Linked DNA regions of Homo sapiens: region 2 is linked to region 1. The links are chromatin contacts, found by Hi-C or POLR2A ChIA-PET in ENCODE. All regions are on one chromosome and are shown on one strand. The core of a region is the stretch at or near the end of the contact, and the rest is flanking DNA. Distances in the headings are between cores, read along the strand shown. Region 1 holds the start of FCAR (Fc alpha receptor). Region 2 holds the start of ZNF580 (zinc finger protein 580).

What was found. A loop is a pair of places that touch in the nucleus more often than their neighbours do. ChIA-PET counts read pairs that join two places held with the same protein, here RNA polymerase II (POLR2A). Pooled maps may share reads with other maps.
Region 2: a loop to region 1 is called in a map of K562, with 2.8 times the contacts of the local background. The contact joins the promoter of ZNF580 here to the promoter of FCAR in region 1. A Hi-C loop is called at or near these places in 2 of 168 maps with a recorded cell type or tissue (K562 and PC-9), 2 of 37 single-sample maps with no recorded cell type and 5 of 50 pooled maps. POLR2A ChIA-PET finds 5 or more read pairs at or near these places in 1 of 52 experiments (RWPE1).

What each region holds. Positions count from the first base shown.
Region 1 is chr19:54,870,484-54,875,484 of GRCh38, forward strand. It overlaps FCAR (Fc alpha receptor), which reads left to right and starts at 3,752. Exons shown (of 5, transcript NM_002000.4): 1 at 3,752-3,840; 2 at 4,847-4,882. The coding sequence starts at 3,807.
Region 2 is chr19:55,637,534-55,642,534 of GRCh38, forward strand. ZNF580 (zinc finger protein 580) reads left to right here and starts at 3,469. Exons shown (of 2, transcript NM_207115.2): 1 at 3,469-3,650; 2 at 4,964-5,001. The coding sequence starts at 4,976. LOC107983998 (a long non-coding RNA gene) reads left to right here. Exons shown (of 2, transcript NR_171683.1): 2 at 2,593-3,266. It also overlaps a transcript of ZNF581 not described here. RefSeq lists a silencer at 3,319-3,838.

The DNA of each region.
Region 1 (5,001 bases), core at 2,502-5,001:
ACTGAGGGTTGAAGGTCCCCACTGCCAGTCACAGTTTGGTCCCATTGAGGGTTGAGAGTCTCCACTGCCAGTCACAGTTTGGTCCCATTGAGGGTTGAGAGTCTCCACTGCCAGTCAGTTTGGGCTTATTAGGGTTTATGCTGTGCACGGAGAATGGAACCTACCAATCAACTCTTAGTGACCAGTTAGACAGATTCAAGGCAAATTTCCCTGCTGGGAAATCCCAAATCCCAAAATATGCAGAGACCAATAGATGCCTCAATTCTTCCGTGTCTCCGTCTAAATCCTTGGGTCACTGTGACTCCTGTAGTTATGTGGCTTGTAATTCCTTGGGCCGTAGAATGGCTATGATAGGCCCTGTGCTAAGGGGACTGGTGACAGTTGAGACAGGAACATGGAAGCTATAGTAGTCAGGGTTCTCCAGAAAAAAAAATAATCAACACTAATAATGATAGATATATAGATAATGATTGATAGACAAATAATGATAGATATATAATGATATCACAAATAATGATAGACATATAGTTGGATAATGACAGATATATAATGATTGATACACAGATAGGGTATTTATATATTGGCTTATGCAACTATGTAGACTGACAGGTCCCATGATCTGCCATCTGCAAGCTGGAGACCCAGGGGAGTCCACGTGTAGTTCCAGTCTACGTGCAAAAGTCTGAGAACCAGTAGAGTTAGTGGTATACGTAACAGTCCAAAAGCTAGCAGGCTCATGCCGGGCATGATGGCTCACGCCTGTAATCCCAACACTTTGGGAGACCAAGGCAGGCAGATCACCTGAGGTCAGAGTTCAAGACCAGCCCGGCCAACATGGTGAAACCCCATCTTTACTAAAAATACAAAAATTAGCCGGGCATAGTGGCATTCGCTTGTAATCCCAGCTACTCAGAGGCTGAGGTACGAGAATTGCTTGAACCCAAGAGGTGAAGGTTGCAGTGAGCCGAGATCATGCCACAGCACTCCAGCCTGGGTGACAGAGTGAGACTCTATCTCAAAAAAACAAACAAACAAAAAAAGCTGGCAGGCTTAACATCTAAAGAGTCAATGTTTTAGTGAGAGTTCAAGAGCCAGAAAAGACTGATGTCCAGGCAAAAGGAACTTCATCTTACATTACCAGTTCAATGTTTTGTTCTATTCAGGTCCCACCTGATTGAATGAGGCCGACTCACATTAGGGAGAGCAATCTGCTTTATAAATTACACTAATTCCATTGATAATCTCATTCAGCAACACCCCCACAGACACACACAGAATAATGTTTAACCAAATATCTCAGCACCCCATGGCTACGTTACCATTCCTGTTCCACAAAAGGAGGAAACAAAAGAACAAAACCACACCAAATGTTGTGGTAAGTTGACAAAATCTGTTCCAGCCCATTAGTAAATATTGGCCACTGAAGTTCCTGAAATTCAACAATTAGTAAGTATCTCTCTCCCAATAGAAAGCCACGTCATTTGTAAACCATAACAATAGCTTTTGTTTTTTTGAGACACAGTCTCGCTCTGTGTTGCCCAGGCTGGAGTGCAGTGATCTTGGCTCACTGCAACCTCTGCCTCCTGGGTTCAAGTGGCTCTCCTGCCTCAGCCTTCCGAGTAGCTGGAATTACAGGCACCCGCCACCACACCCAAGTAATTTTTTATATTTTTAGTAGAGACTGGGTTTCACCACATTGACCAGGCTGGTCTTAAATTCCTGAACTCAAGTGATTCACCTGCCTTGGCCTCCCAAAGTGCTGGGATTACAGGCATGAGCTACTGCACCCAGCCAACAATAGTATTTTTAATTAGGTCATCCTGCCTTTACAATCTCTGCATTTTAAATACTCAACTAAGAGTACAGCCATTATTTGTCTTTCACCCAAAGTCCCATTCAAGTGAGAACAAAGGAATGAATAAATAAGGCATAAGTAACAAAACAACAAAAAAAGAAAATTAGAATGCGGTCAATTTCATGCAATCATCAACACCAAATTTCCAGAACGTAGTATTTCCAAATTTCCCGAACGTAAATATGTATGTGGAAATTAACAAAATGTGGCAAAACAAAAGGTCACTTAAATTTGCACAAATGAAACAGTCAACATGGAAGCTGATCGGCTTTCTGAAATATGGGACAAGCTCAGGACTTCAAAATACTTCGGCGTTGGAAGGGCTAAGTTATGATGTATTAAAATGAAAATAAAGTGGGGCGCGGTGGCTCACGCCTGTAATCCCAGCACTTTGGGGGACCGAAGTGGGTGGATCACGAGGTCAGGAGATCGAGACCATCCTGGCTAACACGGTGAAACCCCGTTTCTACTGAAAATACAAAAAAAATTAGCCGGGCGTGGTGGCGGATGCCTGTAGTCCCAGCTACTCGGGAGGCTGAGGCAGGAGAATAGCATGAACCCAGGAAGTGGAGCTTGCAGTGAGCTGAGATCACGCCACTGCACTCCAGCCTGGGCGACAGAGCAAGACTCCGTCTCAAAAAAAAAAAAAGAATAAATAAAATAAAATAAAATAGTAGAAGGTTTAATTAGGAATATTTCACTCTCCATACCTGAAGAATTCGTGATAGCCAGGAGTCTACAATCAAAATAACATAAATAATAAGATAAAAATAAAATTAATTTGAAGCCATAAAAAAAGAATGAGTTCATATGTTTTGTGGAAACATGGATGGAGCTGGAGGCCATTATCCTTAGCAAACTATACAAGAACAGAACACCAAATACAGCAGGTTCTCACTTATAAGTGGAAGCTAAATAATAGAACTCATGAACACAAAAAAGGGAAAAACAGACAATGGGGTCTCCTTTAGGGTGGAGGGTGGGAGGCGGGAAAGGAGCAGGCAAAGTAACTATTAGGTACCAAGCTTATTACCTAGGTGATGAAATAATCTGTACAACAAACCCCCATGACACAAGTTTACCTGTATAACAAACCTTCCCATGTACCCTTGAACCTAAAATAAAAGTTAAAAAAATACTCAATGAGCAACAATGTACATTATTTGAGGATAATTATATTAAAAGCCCAGACTTCACCACTACACAAAATATCCACGTAATAAAATTTCACTTGCGCTCCTTAAATTTATACAAATAAACAAAAAAGTATAATAAAATAGTAGATTCTTTCTTTAGAGATGACAAATAGTGCCAGAGAAAATGCCTCCACACTCTGGCATTGAGATCATCTCCAGGATAAGGGTATACTGCATGCCTGGTCAAGTCCAAGTAAATATACTCAGACCATGAATCTCAGAGATGAAACATAGGTTCAGAACAGACAAAGCCACAGAGCTTTTGACTAATGGCCCAGTGAAGGCAATGTCTGCCTGTATGGTATCCACCACCTTATATTCTGTCCCAAGCCCGTCTATTTGGATGTAGCATCTGGTTCAAAGATGAATTTGAACACCATTAGACACTGGCTTAATGAAAATTCACTTCTCATTCGTTTCTCATCTGAAACATAAATAGAAATATAGGTCTTAGGCAGGAGGATTTCTTGATGCCAGAAGTTAGAGACTACCCTGGCCAACATAGAAAGACCCCATCTCTATTTAAAAAAATATACATATATATGTCTTCTCTTGGGCTCCACCCAAGAGCAACCTGGAACTAAGTTATTCGGCAACGAACTGTTCCACTTTGTTGTGAGGCAATAGATGTGGAAATTCCCTGACGAGGGGCTCTGTCCTCATACTTCCTGCGGAGCTTATTGTCGTAAGAATATCTGTCATCCTGCTAATGTGCATTGAAAGGAGAGCAACGGGGCTGAGGCCGTGTCAGCACGATGGACCCCAAACAGACCACCCTCCTGTGTCTTGGTGAGTTTCAGAGTAAAAGTGGGTTAGAGGGGAAGATAGAGAAATCCCAAAATAATCAGGGTGTCTCTTAACAGTGTGACTAGGAGATTTTAGTGGCTGCCAAGGAGATTCTGATCTCCTTAGTGGAAAGGCCGTCTTTGTCAATGTATCTATAACTTTGTCTCTACCCAAGCCCAAGCTAGCTTGTGGGGCTCAAGGTTTAATATTTGTATTAAACCTATAGTGTGTTATCTGGGATTCATGATGGTCCCAAGGTTCTTATCAAGGAGAGACTTAGAGGCTGGAATCTGAAAGGTAAAAATAAAGAATGAACCTCAAAACTGTGATTGTTGTGGAAGGAAAACATATGATAGAACCCCATATAGAAATATGGTTACTAGTATTTTGTTGAAGATTTTTGCATTTATGTTCAACAAAGATATTATCCAGAAGTTTTCTGTTTTTGTTGTATCTCTGCCACATTTTGTTATCAGGATAATGTTGGCCTCATAGAATGAGTTGGGGAGGAGTCCCTCCTCCAGGATTTTTTTCAATAGTTTCAGTAGGAATAATACTAGCTCTTCTTGGCCGGGCGCAGTGGCTCACACCTGCAATCCCAGCACTTTGGGAGGCCAAGGCAGGCGGATCACAAGGTCAGGAGATCAAAACCATCCTGGCCAACATGGTGAAACCCTGTCTCTACTAAAAATACAAAAAAATTAGCCAGGCGTGGTGGCGGGCGCCTGTAGTCCCAGCTACTCGTGCGGCTGAGGCAGGAGAATGGCATGAACCTGGGAGGCAGAGCTTGCAGTGAGCCAAGATCATGCCACTGCACTCCAGCTTGGGCGACACAGCGAGACTCTGTCTCAAAAAAAAAAAAAAATGCCAGCTCTTCTTTATATATCTGGTGGGATTGAGCTGTGAATCCATCTGGTACTGGTCTTTTTCTGGTCTGTCATTACAGAGGGTGATTTGTCGTAAAGGTTGGAAATGGAAGCTTGATTTTTCATAAATCTCTCTCTTCCAGTGCTCTGTCTGGGCCAGAGGATTCAGGCACAGGAAGGTAAGTGTCCTGTAAATCTCTCCCAGCCCCTTTAGACCCTCTTGGGAGCTCTAGGATAAAGAAATTGAAGAATAGCCTGAAGCACCATTCTTATTTTAATCCCCATTCTAGTTGTTTCT
Region 2 (5,001 bases), core at 2,219-4,718, 770 kb after region 1:
CTGAAAAAAGACACAGCAACAAAAAAAACGAGAGGGGAGGGAGAGAGTGATGGAGGCGGAGGCTGCTGCTGCTATAAGCTGGGCGTAAGTGGTGGTGGTTTGCGCTGGGGTGGCAGCGGCGATGGTGGGATTACAGGGAAGTGTGTGGCTTGCTGACAGGGGTCATGTGCACTGACCTGGTGTGGGCAGAGGCAGGTGCTATCCTGGCCATCCCGCCTGCGGATGTGTGACCTCAGGCCAATCACACGATCTCTTTGAGCTCTGCTTCCCTCATCTGTAAAACAGGGATCCTCATGGTGCTTTCCTTGTAGCTCTGCCCTGAGGATGCTGTGCGTTTAGCAATGGCTGTTCCCGAGTGAGGGCTCAATAAATGTTGCTTATTGTTGTCATTATTTCTGGGGATAGCAGTGGGGGTGGGGGTTGTGGCCACTACAGTGCCACTAGTTATATGGTCTGAAACTCAAGAGAGGGATTGTGTTAGTTTCATTGTGTCTCTATGAGTGAATACCTGAGGCTGGGTAATTTATAAACAAAAGAAGCTTAATTGGTTTACGGTTCTGCAGGCTATACAGGACGTGTGGTCCTGGCAGCTGCTTCTGGCGAGGGCTTCAGGAAGCTTACAATCATGGTGAAAGGTAAAGGGGTAGTTGGCATATCTCATGGTGGGGGGAAAAGACTGGCAGGAGGTGACACGCTTTTTTGTTTGTTTGTTTGTTTGTTTGTTTAGATGGAGTCTTGCTCTGTTGCCAGGCTGGAGTGCAGTGGCACAATCTCGGTTCACTGCAACCTCTGCATCCCGGGTTCAAGTGATTCTCCTGCCTCAGCCTCCCAAGTAGCTGGGACTACAGGCGCCTGCCACCACGCCCAGCTAATTTTTGTGTTTTTAGTAGAGACCAGGTTACACCGTGTTGGCCAGGATGGTCTTGATCTTGACCTCGTAATCTGCCCGCCTCGCCCTCCCAAAGTGTTGGGATTACAGGCGTGAGCCACCACGCTCAGCCTGACATGCTCTTTTAAACAACTAGATCTCATGTGAACTCAGCGAGATCTCACTCATTACCTCGAGGATGGCACCAAGCCATTCATGAAGGATCCACCCCCATGATCCAAATGCCTCCCACCAAGCCCCGTCTCCAACACTGGGGATTACATTTCAACATGAGATTTGGAGGAGGCCAGGTGTGGTGGCTCAACCCTGTAATCCCAGCACTTTGGGAGGCTGAGGCAGGTGGATCACCTGAGGTCAGGAGTTGGAGACCAGGTGGCTAATATGGTGAAACCTGTCTCTACCAAAAATATAAAATTGTTATATTTTATATAATACAGCTGGGCGTGGTAGTGCATACCTGTAATCTCAGCTATTTGGGAGGTGGAAACAGGAGAATCACCTGAGCCCGGGAGTTGGAGGTTGCAGTGAGCCTAGAATTGCGCCACTGCACTTTAGCCTGGGCAACAGAGCAAGACTCCATCTCCAAAAAAAAAAAAAAAAAAGAAAAAAAAAAGATTTGGAGGGGACAGACATCTTAACTATATCAGGGATCTTGGCAAGACACTCAGGTTGGATAATTGTCTAAGTAGACCAGGGGTTCTCAGCTAGGAGCCATGTTGCCTCCTAGAGGACACGGGCAATGTGTAGAGACATTTTGGGTTGTCACAACTTGGGGTTGGGGGAGGGTGCTACTGCCATCTGGTGGGTGGAGGCCAAGGATGCTGCTCAACACTCTACAGTGCACAGGATGGGCCCCCACAACAAAGAGTGGTCCGGCTCAAAATGTGTGGTGGCCCACGCCTGTAGTCCCAGCTGTTTGGGAGACTGAAGTGGAAGGATCACTTGTGCCTGGGAGGGTGAGGCTGCAGTGAGCCAGAAGCATGCCACTGCACTCCAGCGTGGGCGACAGAGTGAGACTCTGTCTCAAAAAATATACATACTGCCCAGTAAAATGTTTAAAAAGTACCTTGTGTCCCAAACCAAATATAACTGTGAGGCCTTTTGGGCCCTTGGGCCTCCAGTTTACAACTGGTTGACAGTGGTCTCTGGAATTGTTCCATAAGGTAGGAGCCATATGTGGCTTAAATTTTGATTATGGGAAATTAGTATTTTTTGAGACAGTCTCCCTCTGTTGCCCAGGCTGCAGTATAGTGGCACGATCTTGGCACACTGCAACCTCCACCTCCTGGGTTCAAGCGATTCTCCTGCCTCAGCCTCCCAAGTAGCTGGGACTGTAGGGGAGCACCACTACGGCCGGCTAATTTTTGTACTTTTAGTAGAGAAGGAGTTTCACCATGTTGGCCAGGCTGGTCTCGAACTCCTGACCTCAGGTGATCCGCCCGCCTTGGCCTCCGAAAGTGCTGGGGTTACAGGTGTGAGCCACCGTGCTGATTATGGGAAATGTAATACAATTTAAAATTCAGGTCCTCTGATACACCAGCCACATTTCAAGAGTGTAAGAGTCCCACGTGGCTAGTGACTGTCATAGAACTTTCCACCATTGCAGAAAGTTCTGATGGACAGTGCTCTAGGATGTAGCTGTGGCACCCCAGGGTCTTGGGGCTCGCTGTGACAGTTACTCCTCTTCTGTCCCCCACTCTCAGCTGCACCTGCAGATGCTGCTGCTGCCGCCCTCCTGCGAGGCCGTGGCGCCACGTGGCTGGAGGAGGAGCTGCAGCTGCCCCGAGTGCTGCCGCGTGTGCAGCTCTCCAGTGCGGCTGCAGCGCCACCGCGCGTTGCTTTCGACGCCGGAGTCCTTCGCATGCGCAGCCAGCGCCCGGGCCTCAAGTGCCCCAGGACCTGGCGCAGCCCGCGAGCCCGCATCAGGCTTCCAGTGGGCCCCGTGGGCAGTGCCAGCCTTTCCCACCTCCGCATCTGGCAAAGCCTGGCCTTCGCTGCGCTTCGGTGTCGCCACATGCCTTCTGGAAATATCACACCTCCCCACCTGCGCATGCAGCCGTCTGGCCCTCTGTGGGCCTCGGTTCCCGCATGTGCCCCGTGGAAAGAACATACCTTCCCCAACTATCTGGCAGCGTCTGGCCTTCTCCGGGCCTCGGCCTCCCCATTTGCTGGGTGGAGAATCACGGCCCGGCCACATCGGAGCCAATGGCTGGTCTCTGGACCTCGGTCTCCACATTTGCTCAGCCGGCAGGAACATCCCTTCTCCCGCCCTCTACCTCGGTGGGTGGCCACGGCCGAGCAGGCAGCGACGGCCCAGTGGAAAGAGGACAAACCCTTGTGGGCCTTAGGGCGAAGACGTAACTTTGCTTAGTCTCGGTTTATTGGCCGATCTCTTGTCAAGCGGCGGAATCGTTCCGTTCGGGAGGTGGGAGGGGAGCGGGGCCGCCGGGGGCGGGCGTCTTCAGTGGACCCCACGCCTCCGGTCCCCTCCCCGCAGGGCGCTCCGCAGAGGCGAGGGGTGGGAGCGCCGGCTCCAGGCGGCGGAACCTCCGCACTGGGCTCGCGCGCTTCCGGCCGGCGCCTTTTCCCAGGGACTCCGCCAACCCCTCGCACCCCCGCGCCCCCAGTCCCCGCGTCCCCGGCGCCGCCGGCCCGGAGCTGCCCGGAAGTCTCGGTTCCGCCGCCGGCGCTCGCCAGGGGAAGCCCGGGGCCGCCCGGGACCTCGGCCCGTTCCTCCGGACCCGAGAGGCCGCCGCACGGGGTACGGGGGCCGGGATGGAGGGAGGAGCCTGGCCCTGGGACGACGCCGGGGCCAGGCAGGCTGGGGGAGTGCGCTGGAGCCACCCGGGATGGGGGTGGGGGTCGGGAGCGGCAGGATCGGGCGGAGGGACGGGAGGGGAAGTCGAGGCGCCAGGGCTCCTTGGGGAAGTGAAGGCAATAGGAGGGGCCCCAGGGCCAGGGGACAGGCGGTGTGTAGCGGGATGGGGGCGAAAACGCCCGGGCGCTGGGGTTCCCATAAACAAGGGGAGCAGAGCAAAAGAACGGGCGGGGGACCACGCTGTGTGTAACAGGGAGAGGGATGGGGCTCCTGGAAGAGGTGAACACGAGGAGAAAGAGAGATGCCAGACGTACACAGAAAGGAGGGGAAAGTGGGCTTGGGAGAGGTGCTGTGGGAAGCGGAGTCCCGGAGCCTGGTGTGCATAACGGGGTTTGGGAGAAGGCCCCTGATGGGTACAGAAAGAAGTAACGATGTCACCGCCATATATGGGGGGCGAGAGAAAAGGGGGCCTTTGGGGAGAATGTAGCAGGTAGCCAGGTTGGGGGGGCGGGGTATACAGAAGGAAGGCATTTGAGCCATTTTGGGGTGTATAGATGTAGTAAGACGATGGGTTCCGTAGTGGGGAGAGGTGACTAGACTTCGAGGTGCTAAGTGTAGGAACAGGATGGAAAAGCCCTAGTGAAATGTGGGGAATTGGGTTAGTGGGGCTCTGGGGAGGTACCTAGAGAGGAAGTGAGGGAGGCCACGGAATATGAAGATGGGGAGGCCCTGCGGCATGTAGTGGGGACGGAGGGCCAGGAGGCCGATACGGGGGCCGGTGGGGGGGTAGGGGGCGGCAAAGGGAGGGGAAGTAAACTGAACTGGGGCTGGGCAACAGGAAAAAAGAAGAAACCACAGATTAGAGAAATCTCGGCGGTCAGGAGGCCCGGGGTCTAAGATGTAAAGAGGTAAACAGATTTAGGGATTGATTGTCTGCTGGGGTGGGTTGAGAGGAGAAAAGGGAAGAAAAGTCGGGGGACTACGTCCTCAGACCTGACCTGAGTGGTGAGAGGTGGACCCAGGAGGAGTGGCAGGTGGTGGCGGGGTTTTGCAGAGCTCAGTTGGAGGCCCTCTCCGAGGCAGCTTGATGGAACGTGGGAGAGCCGGGCTGGAGTCACAGTTTTTATTTTGCTAGGGAGGTAGTCAGTGGCGCACAAAGGGTAACAAGCAGTGATAGTGGGGATGCTTTCCATTTTAGGAAACTTTTCCTAAAAGGAAGTGGCAATTTTAACTAATCTCCCCTCCGCCGCTCCCAGCTGCCGCTCCAGATGCTGCTGCTGCCGCCGCGGCCACC